2 separate regions of the Homo sapiens genome follow, and region 2 is linked to region 1. Evidence: chromatin loops called from intact Hi-C (ENCODE). Cell type or tissue: GM12878. All regions are shown on one strand. Each heading gives the region's core, and the rest is flanking DNA. Links, peaks and the distances in the headings are about the cores only.

Region 1 (5,381 bases), core at 142-5,141:
CATTGTGCATTGTTATTATTTGAGGAAACAAAGCTTTTTATTTTTGGAATCGCCAGCTGGAAGTAGAGGTAGAAAAGGCAAAGGAAATAATATTTGAGTAGAAGAGGTTTTGTTTATTTGCTTTAACTGAAATAATACAACAAAAGCTAGGTCTCAGTTTGTCTACTATTTTGACAGGATTCATAAAGGAAACAAAATCTTGGAAATAACTAAGGATGGACCTAACTAGTGAGGAAGTGATCACTGGGCTAAGGTGTACTGCGTCCTTACTCTGACATTTTAGATACGCAACTGCTGGAATAAGGAAACAAAATCTTGGGAATAACTAAGGATGGGGCCTAGCTAGTGGGGAAGTGATCACTGGACTAAGATGCACTGTGTCCTTACTCTGACATTCTAGGTGCGCTACCACTGAACAGGAGAGTTCTCCAAGAGAGATGGAAATCTCTGTCTACCCTTCATCTGGATCCTTTCAGGGTGCTACTACCAAGTTATTTTTTTTCTCTTTGGCATTTCCATTTATTCATTCCTCTTTGTTTTTTCTAGGTTGTCAATTCCTTTTATTTTTGTTTATATAAATGTATGGGGCACACGTATAATTTCATTAGATGCATAGATTGCATAATAGTCAAGCAGGGCTTTCAGGGTATCCATCACCCAAATAACATATATTGAGACCAGATTGATGTTTTCTGATGCACATCTCTTGGCAGGCCATTCCTTTGTTCTCAAAACATCAATCATTTCCCTGCCTGCAAAAGTCCATAGCCTTCAGCCGAGAATGTAAGGCTGTCTGCTATCTGGCTGCCACCATCATCTGCCCTGCACCGCTCCGCTAAATGAGCCTCTGGTCTCTGACCTGACTCCCTGCGTATGAACCTCTCCCCATGAGATGCTGCTCTTGGCTTACTCCAGAGCTACTTCCTCCCCATCCTGCAATGCTTATCCTAAATTCCAGTCCCTTTCTAGGGATCTAGTGACTAGGACAGAAAGCACATATCTAGGCAAAATTTGTGGCTCTGCCACTTTTCAGCTGTGTGACCTTCGGCAAGACACTTCACTTAAGCTCTATAGCTTCCATTTCCTCCTGTGTAAAATAAGTGTGAAAGCTCTGCCTCACCAGGCAACTGTGAGGAGTAAATGAGGCAAAGCACTGTGTTCCTTCATGTCTCCTGGCAAGTTCCCTCTCTTCTCAGAAACCAGCCTCAACTCCCTCAGGCAAGTTCTGTTCTCTTGCATGTGCAACTTAGAGTAATTATCCTGGTGGTGGTTGATTGTTTGCAGGTCCCACTCCCATGAAGCTGGGACCTCTTTGAGAACAGGCACTCAGGTTTTTCATCTTTGTATTGCCAGGAAATGAACAAATGAATGAATGTGTAAAATATCTGGTCCAGTTCCTGGCACACGAAATGTACCAGTAAATATTTTCCCTTCCTATATGGTACTTTTAATATGTTGTTTTGTGTTATAATTATTACGTGCATGTCTTATCTCTTTCCCTGGATTTTAAGTTCCTTGAAGCAATGGGCTTTTCTTAATCATTTTTAGAATTTTGTTTTTTAAATTTACATACAGTACAATTCACTCTTTGTGGTATACATCTCTATGAGTTTTGAAAAATGCATGATATTGTGTAACCATCTGTCTCAGACATTTTTATTTCTCCCTAGGCACTATCGCTCTATAAATGTTTACTGAATAAATGAATAAGTGAATGAAGGAAACAATAAATAAACAAATATTTGCTAGGAAAGTTTCCACAATAGCCACCCAGATAGTTCTCAAGGCAAAGAAAATCAGATGACAAGTATGTAACTGCTATACCACCTTTCAGCAAAGTAAATTCCCAATATCTATCGGAAATCTTTTAAAAACACTTATACCCTCTGGCCCAGTATTTCCACTTCTAAGACTATGTACAGCAGAAATAATCAGATGCCCACATGATTTAGGTTTCAGGAAGGTCATAAAGCATTATTTATAATAGCACATTATCAGAAACAACATAAACAGCCAAATAATCATATAATTAAACTGTACTACTTAATATGATGAGACTGAAATTATATTTCTACATTTTACTTTACAATATTGAAATGTCTACTTGTATAATGTTAAGTGTAAAATGCAATCCATAAAACAGTACATATACCATTAACAAGTGTTTAAAAAATATACACACTATATGATGACAATGTTAAATATAAATCTTTATATAAAGTGTTCATCTAATTTTACAAAATAAATGTACACGTATGTTAACATAATCTCCAGTGCGTGACAGGCCATTTCTGTTTCCCTCACTATATGTTTTCAGATTTTCTAATTTCTTACAACAGATACTCCTATTTCTTTTATATTCAGAAAAAAACTATTATAAAAATAGAGGTGAAAATCCTTTATTTCTGCTTTTAAAATCTCATAACCTTTATTTCATCTCTAGATGACTCAGTGGTGGCTAAATTTTAACATTCAAGATGTGGCATATGGCTCTGCTTAAACAAGAACATGCTTTCTGTCGGAAGCATGTTCAGAAATAGTCCAACCCACTGGTGGGTGACACATTTCATGCAAAGCTCCAGGAAGCAGCCCCTATCCCAGGGGGCTGAGGCTTCAACATGGTTACATCAGGAGAACATCAAATAAAGGACACTGTGTACAGTCTGTGGCTCGATGAGCAACTTCACTTTCACCACTAACAGGCTACATGACCATCCTTAACCTCATATGCTGGGAGTACGTTTTATTCATTTCTGTATCCCCAAGCAACTAGTAGAGTAGCTATCCCACACAACAGACGACAAAATAATGCTCATTAAATGAGGATGGAGACATCATGAGTAAGAGCTGGAAGGTGGTACAAGATGTGCTCTAAACTATAAAGCAGTCCCGCTTGGAGAACAGGTGTGGCCAACTGCAGCAGTGGCCATGATGTCACACATTCCTGCAACCACACTCATTTCCTGTTGTAACTTGAGCTTCAATCAAGAGTCAATCACCCCAGGCTTTAAATATAGGTTGGCGTTTTACTTGTTTTGCCCAAAACAATATGACAGAAACAATGGTGTTACAGTTCTGAGTCCAGGTCTCCAGAGACATTGCATGTTTCTACTTGCTCTTTGAGAACCATGCCTAGCCACAAGAACAAGCCTGGGCTAGCCTGCTGGAGGATGAGACACATGTCTGGCTTCCCTAGCACCCCAGCTGACAGCCAGCCAACCCCCAGGAGCAGGGCCAGTTAGCTGGCATGGGCATGACTACAAATGTATGAGGAATCCCAACCAAGACCAGAACAACTGATCAGCTGAGCCCAGCCAAAATTGCCAACTCACAGAACGCTTAGGCAACTAATTAAGACACTAAGTCTTGGGAGATGAATGACAAATAGGCTATTTCAGCTTTTAAATCCTATTTGTATATCCTAAAGGTATCTAAAACTCAAGACATTTGAAACTGAACCCATGTTCTACCTCCCAAAACCTCTACTGTTCTGTGAATGGCGTAACTATCCTTCCCATTTTATATGACAAAAAATGAAAAATCATTCTTAAATCTTTCCTTGCTTTCTCCCTCATTTTACTATAGCCAACGCAATCAATGGGTTGATTTTGCCGTCGAAATATTTCTCAAATCCATTTACTTCTATTTCTATCACCAGCACGTCTTCAAGTTACCAGCAGTCCATTTCTGCTGTGTGACTTTTGACAGGTTACTTCATTCTCTGTTCTCTGAGCCTCCACTCCCTTAACTGTAAAATGGGATAATTCTAGTATCTGCTTCATAGGATTGTGCACATCAAAGTATTCAGTAGAATAACTGATGTAAATACTCAGTAGATGTTAGTTAATTTACCTTCATAAGATGGCTGATAGAGCTTCTTCATGATGGGCTCCAGTCTCCTTATCTACTGATGGTTTCCACCATCTCATTTACATGGAAACAACTGCAAATTGCCTTTACTCAATGCCTCATTCTCTTTTTTGATTCCAGGCCTTCACACATGTTTTTCCCTCCATCTGAATGTCCTTCCCATCATCCATTACAGGTGAATGCCTATCCTTCAAAACCCAAATCATACATTTACCTCCATATTTTCATTGTTCCCTGTTGCCCCCATTTAGAGTCAGCCATTCCTTTTCATGCTATCTCTGTGCTCTATGCATGCTTCTCCTGTATTACACATTATACTAATTTATTTATTTCTATCCACTATTTTCTTGTTTACTATTTGAAGCAAAAGCCCTGTCTTTACATCCTCAGCCCCTAGTGTCCAGAATATAGTACTTGCTAAATAAATCCTTGGTAAATGGATAAATGAAGATCCACTCTGATGTCCTTCACCAACTCACAAAAGCAGAACGTATCCTGCTTCTTCTGCTTCAGAAGTCCTAGTTCTGTTGGTGCCAAAGCAACTGGCAACCATTTGGAAAATATTTGCTCTCACTCCCCCCACCCAGATTCCAAATTCCAGTTCAAAGCCAAGTGCCTGTCTTCCCGCCAGGGCAGCCCACAGCTTTACTGCAAATGTTTCCCTCAGCTCTCCCCTGTGCATAACCTTAGCTATATTATTTACGACTGTGAACACCATAATATACATTTAAATATGCTGTAAAGGTCAGACAACTGAGCCATACCCCTTCCTGGGAATCCATTTCATATCATGGCAGAGGCAGGCCTTCCAGCCCTCACTCAAAACCAGATTTGAAAGTAAATTACGAAGCCTTTTTTTCTGGTGTGAGGACAACTCCCTCATGCATCACATTCTATGGAATCATCGCTATAAATCCATCTGTTACAAGCTGGGAGAGCAGCAAGTGTTGGAAGCCACAGAATGATTTTAGCTTTTGAGCTGTCACCCTCATATTCAAGAAGTTCAACTACAAAAATCAGCCTCACGTTTCAAAAAAATAAAGAGAAAAGAGGTGAAGAAAGCACTTGGAGAATGGATGCTGCTCCACCCTCCCCCACAACCTGAGACGCTCTAAACGTAGGATTCTTAGACTTCTAGAAAGCCACTCATCTCTTTTCTTCTTCCAATGTCCTCCAGTTTAGTAACCTCTATTTTTTACCTTGCCCTGATAGTTCATGTTTGTCTTAAATTTAGAGGTTTTAAGAACTCTTAAAGGAAATGATTAAATGGTAGATACTCTCTCCAAAGAAATATATAATGTATTCACATAAAAATTTCCACTTCATATCTGGGTGTTCATGAATTCCTCAAGACCTCTCCATGGGCCAAGGAATCCCCAAACAGAATGTACCATATTGTCACTCAGCTGAAAATGGAATAAAAAGTGGTATGTTTTTGTACAAAATGCATGTGCATGCGCACGCATGCATGCACACACACGCACACACACACATGCGCACACACACACAGA
Region 2 (5,381 bases), core at 70-5,069, 84 kb before region 1:
GCTGATTCGCTGTAGCTTTAGTGGCAGGAAATCAGGTAAAATGGCTGCCAAATATTGTGATTCTTTATTAAGGCCAAGGTCTTGTGGATCCTTCCCATTCCCTGAATTCCTTTGCCATAAGACCAGTGAGGAAGTCTGTGTCCTGCAAAGAGGGGAACTGACAACTCCAGCAGCAGAAAAGATGCACCAAACCCATCTGGTCAGTGCAATCTGGCCAGGCCCATGTGGCTATTATCACATTGCCTTAGAGCAACAATTTACCTCCAGGTTGGAAAATGGCAGTAATAAAAAACAAATGGACTCTGGCCAGAAAACTCCCAGGAAAAAGGGACTCTGCATAAAGAGAAATGGAAGAAAAATATTTATATATGTATATAAAGGGAGACATTATCTTCTCCTCCAACACATTTTTCTGAAGTTACAAATCTATGCTTTCTATTTATTCCCATTGGAGGGAAAAACAAAAATCCTGAGATTCATGAGCAGTGCTGTTTATTTATAATCCAAGAACTCTCCTCATACCATATGGTTGGGAAATTTACAGAGAAACAAAGTGAGAGGAAATTGCCTGCTTAATTCAATAGCTTTGGCAAAGCTAGCAGGCAGGGAGAGCATCCAAAACTCTTCCCCCATCATACATGTAAGCGTGTACAGGCATGGAGACAGACATTCAGGGAGCAGAGGGAGCCCTTTCCTTGCCATCAAAGCCAGAACTCAGTGTAGTGGATGAGAACAGCTGATGAGACCAGCTGAGGAAGCAGGAATCATTATATTCTTGCACATCCCTGAGACACAGATGCTGTGAAAAGGAAAGGAAAGGAGAGTGTGAGCTGAGGGATGCTGGAGCAGTCAGTTTCTGGACAAAGAAAGAAGATATACAGTACATGAGAGTTCTTAGGAAGGCAAAGTGCACGCAAGTCTCTACAACACTTTTTTTCTCCCTGTTGTTAGTGGGACATAAGAAGTTTCTGATTCAGTCTCTGCTGCCCAACATGCTTTCCAAAAAGAGGCTATCACTCACTACCTTTAAGGGATGGGGCACGAGTTTGCACCTGAGGGCATCTTTCCTCTGCTGTCTACCCTCTACTTTCAGATTAATCACAAATGGAGAGGAAGGAAAATATTTGGGGTTGAAGATTATAAGTGCAAATGAAAATCATGCCCAGATGTGGAAAGGGATTGAAATAGGTAAAAACAAAAATGGCATGCTGGGTGAAGGCAGAGGAAAGCCTCAGCTCCAGCCTCACCTCCTTGAGGAAGTCCTCCCTGACAGCTCCTGTCATGGTACTCCACCATCCCCTGAGTGTCCACAGCCCACAGGGCCTGTTCATACCACACTGGAGCCCCACACCTGCTGCCTGCAGTATTAGCTGCTTTTTAATATGCATATGGCTGCTCCTCTGGTTCACTTCCCACTTCTATTTGGATGACTCCCAAACTTTATCCAGCTCTAGCCTCTCCCATGAGTGCCTGTCCCACATTTCCAAATGCTGTGCAATGAACCGTTGCCATTTCAATTCCAGGATGCTAACTAAAACTGAGCTCGTCACTTCTCCCATCATCATTCTCCTGCACCTACCTCTCCTCCCCCACTTCCTCCCTCCTTCTCCTTTTCCATTCCCCAATTTGGTAATAGGACCAAATCCTACAACTCTTCCTGGTCCAAAACATTCGAATCATCATGACTGTTCTTCCATCCCTCACCTCTAATTGCTGCCAAGTTTTGCTAGCTCAGAAATACCTCGTGCATGGGTCCTTCTTGGTCTCTCCTTCTGTACAATCCAAATTCAACATGATCAGCTGCCTGCCAGGCTGCCTGGGATTCTCTAAGACTCCCCTAGCTTATATTCCTCCACTTCTGAACCTCCTCCTCCTCAGTCCAGGTTTCAGAGTGGTGTCAAATTTGCCTTGCTAAAGCACAGCTAAGGAGCACAAAGTCATTTTCCAGCTCAAGAGCCTTCATGATTCAATATTTGCTGTGAAATATAACTCTGGTATTCAACACCCTGTCTCCACTCACCATCACCACCACTGCTCATTCCAATCCAGGGTGTTGCACACAGTTGAATCTCAGCAATTGCTTGGTGATTAAATGTTGGTAGATGAAGAATACTGAAAAGAGCAATGCCTTTTTCCCTCCTCTAACACTATTTGAGAGAAACGCTGCAGTTGAGAGGACCTATGGGCTTATAAAACTGACATGATTTGACAGTTACATGTGTGTAAAACAATGATAAGAAAGCAAAGGGTGGAGAGAAGAAAGGAGATTACACAAGAGTTCACGACAAATAACAGAGAGGAAGCCTGGTCAGTGAGTAGCTGGAATAATTAAGAACAAGCCCCCAAAAGGTCTGTGAAAAAAATAGAAAGGCCTGGGCAAGCCAGGAAGAAGTAATTTATTGACAGGGAGTAGACATAGCTAAACAATGAAATGAATTTGCCGGTTGGGAGTGTTGCAGAAAGGGAGGATGGAACAGGTGCTGGAGAGAGCCATAAATTTGTCACAGGAGAAAACCCGAGGTCCTTATCAGAATGGGTGAAGGAGAGTCTCGGAAGAGCAGAAAGCTGACCAGACTACTAAGCATGGCAGTGCTTGCCTGAGAAGGAAATAACTGGAAAAGCAAGGAGCTGTTCACTTCGCCATTGAGATTGCTAGATTCTTTGCGACATGCAGAGCAGATACGGCAAGGCATCTTGGGCATTTGGAAGGAAACGAGCCCTAATTCATAGAAACAGACTCTACAAAGGACCAGTTAAAGGTCTCGCACCAGGGGACTGGGTGGCCAAAGTCAGTCAAGGCATAAAGGGGGACAAGTGGGACAAAAGGCTTGTCATCTGTCAGAAACATTGAAAACAGCCAGTACATGCCACTGATAGAAAATCTCTCTACAAGTGAAATCAAACTGGAGTGAACTGCACCTTACCTTGCTCTGATTACCAAAGCTGACAAGGCAGACAGTGTGGGGAGTGGACAGAAGAGGCCATTGTTCTTGGTCATTCTATACTCAGAATGAGGTTATGCTTTGCATATGGCGATGCCTGGGAGACCGACTACCCTTGGAGATTTAATTCCACAAGTCCCTGCTGAGTATCTACATCAGCCTTGCATTACGTTACTCTTTTACAAACACAAATCCCAACAAGTATAAACCAAATACCTGCCCATTTTCCTTGGGACCCAAGTCAATTATAAGTAATAAAGCAAACGAAGTCCTGGCTCTCATGAAGCTCACAATCTAGAGTGGGAGGTAGACAATGAACTAGTGTGCTAATAAGTAAGTTCAAAACCTGAAACTATGACGCACAATGGAAACAAACAGGGACCATGACAGAGACTGAGAGAGGGTAGCTCCTTCTAAAAGGAGATTCCATTTAGGCTAAACCTGAAAAATTGAGTCATGCAAAGAGTTAAATAAAGAGCTTTGCAGTGAGAATGGCATGTATGAGGATCCTAGGGAAGAAAGAGATTGACTTTTTTAAGGAATTACAGAAAGGCAGTAAGGCTGAAATACAGTGAGCAAGAGAGAGAGGCACGCAATGAGAACACACTATGTGTTACAGCCTCCTAGTTTCACACTGGGAAGACATAAAGTGGGAGGAAAGAACTCACATGTATTAAGTACCTTGTGTCTCAAGCAATAGGAGAAAAAAAAATTTTTTTTTTTTGAGGCAGAATCTCACTCTGTTGCTCAGGCTGGAGTGCAGTGGCACGATCTCGGCTACTGCAACCTCCGCCTCCCGGGTACAAGTGATTCTCATGTCTCAGCCTCCCAAGCAGCTGGGACTACAGGCACACGCCACCACGCCCTGCTAATTTTTTGTATTTTTAGTAGAGATGGGGTTTCACCATGTTGGCCAGGCTGGTTTTCAACTCCTGACCTCAGGTGATCTGCCCGCCTCAGCCTCCCAAAGTGCTGGGATTACAGGTGTGATACACTGCTCCCGGCCAGATACTATTTAACCATGGCCTTTGCCTTTACCTGTAGAAGCTTACAGACAAGTAACATATGTGAAACAGAATAGTCAGTCATGCAGCAGATGTTTTTATTGGTCTTGATGTGGTAAGAACTGTGAGTAAGGTAAAAATCTCACTTCCACCCTCGGCCAAAATAATACCTAATCCCAACTAGCTTAGTGCATCTCCCTAAACACAGCACTGAGCTAGTCCATTACTATTAAGTTATTAGTATACTTACAATCTAGGTTTCCTAACAAGAAAGATGAACAGACCCTGAATGGACATTTTAACCATCAAGCTGGAATTTTTAAGGGCCACATGTTTTTACAACTTCCAGCAGTATAAAGTTGTAAAACTTAAAATGAGAATCTTCACAAAATATTCACGCTGACAGTCTACATCTTCACTGAGGGGTCACAAACCTATTTAGAGAAAAATATGTTTAACAAATAAGGATCAAAGAAGAGCAGCAACTCCATGAAGTTCATTCTCTTTGTGATTTAAATCTTGTCTTTGAAGATCCAGGAGCCAATTCATTACCTTCGGAGGTGCCAGTCATAGTGTGTGTTATGATTGAAAAAGCACCAACCTGGAAGAAAGAAATCTGGATCCAATGCTAGCTCTGCCACTAATCTGGTTCAGCAAACCTTAGGCAACAACTCACTTTTTTGGACCTCAGTTTTATCAGATATAAAATAAAGCATAGGTACTTCTGATTCTGGACAAGAGGGAGTAACAGAGAGTGAATTTACCCGCTCACATGAAACAATTTAAGAACTAATAAAACATATAAAACAACAATTTTCATGTCACTGGACACCAAGACAATGAAGGAGAAGCATCCCTAAGAGACAGTAAACAAATTCAGTAAGCCTTGTAATTGCCCCTTAACCCTGCATGGACAGAGTTTTCAGGCTACATTAGGGAAAAGTAACTTAGGTGAAGCCCAGTGATCTCCCTGAGTTCAGCAGACAGAACAGGAAAGCCTAAGGCAAAGCAGCTAGAGTTTGCAAGAAGCAGTACTGAAAAACGGACAGCTGCACAAGTAGAGAGAACTCTGGATATACAGAGCGGACTCCCTATCCTACTAAGTCTTCAGCTGAGTATTGATCAGTGCATCTATGTGAAAAATACCCAACATCAGAAAAAGAACCGCCTGAAAGAATTAGAAGGAACAATTCCAGAAGTTCACACAAGGCCAATAACAGTTACTGTTACCATAAGCCAGAGTGGCAACCCTCATAAGTCATGGGGAATCAGGTAGAATACCTCAGAAAACTTCCCGCCTCAGTAGTGGGGCAAAACACTTGTAAACCCTAAACAAAACACGTGTAAGAATTCAACTGTTTCCAAACAACATAATCATGTCCCAGAACAAAGCTCAATAAAATTTACAGGAATTTTAAAATATCCAGCACCCAAT

What was found. A loop is a pair of places that touch in the nucleus more often than their neighbours do. Peaks named below come from ENCODE experiments on the same cell type or tissue, not always from the same donor. Only the 100,000 strongest peaks of a DNase experiment are listed, where the experiment ranks them.
Region 2: a loop joins it to region 1, with 8 times the contacts of the local background. A loop is called at or near these places in 1 of 110 quality-filtered maps.

Annotation. Positions count from the first base shown.
Region 1 is chr10:104,807,182-104,812,562 of GRCh38, reverse strand. All of the region lies in intron 1 of SORCS3 (sortilin related VPS10 domain containing receptor 3), which reads right to left. Among named protein-coding and RNA genes, the nearest start is that of SORCS3-AS1, 140 kb to the right of the region's middle. RefSeq lists enhancers at 2,699-3,222, 2,389-3,588. In GM12878, for the core only: no CTCF peak of the experiment used is centred there; a DNase peak (open chromatin) is centred at 3,111.
Region 2 is chr10:104,891,007-104,896,387 of GRCh38, reverse strand. All of the region lies in intron 2 of SORCS3 (sortilin related VPS10 domain containing receptor 3), which reads right to left. Among named protein-coding and RNA genes, the nearest start is that of SORCS3-AS1, 230 kb to the right of the region's middle. In GM12878, for the core only: no CTCF peak of the experiment used is centred there; no DNase peak of the experiment used is centred there.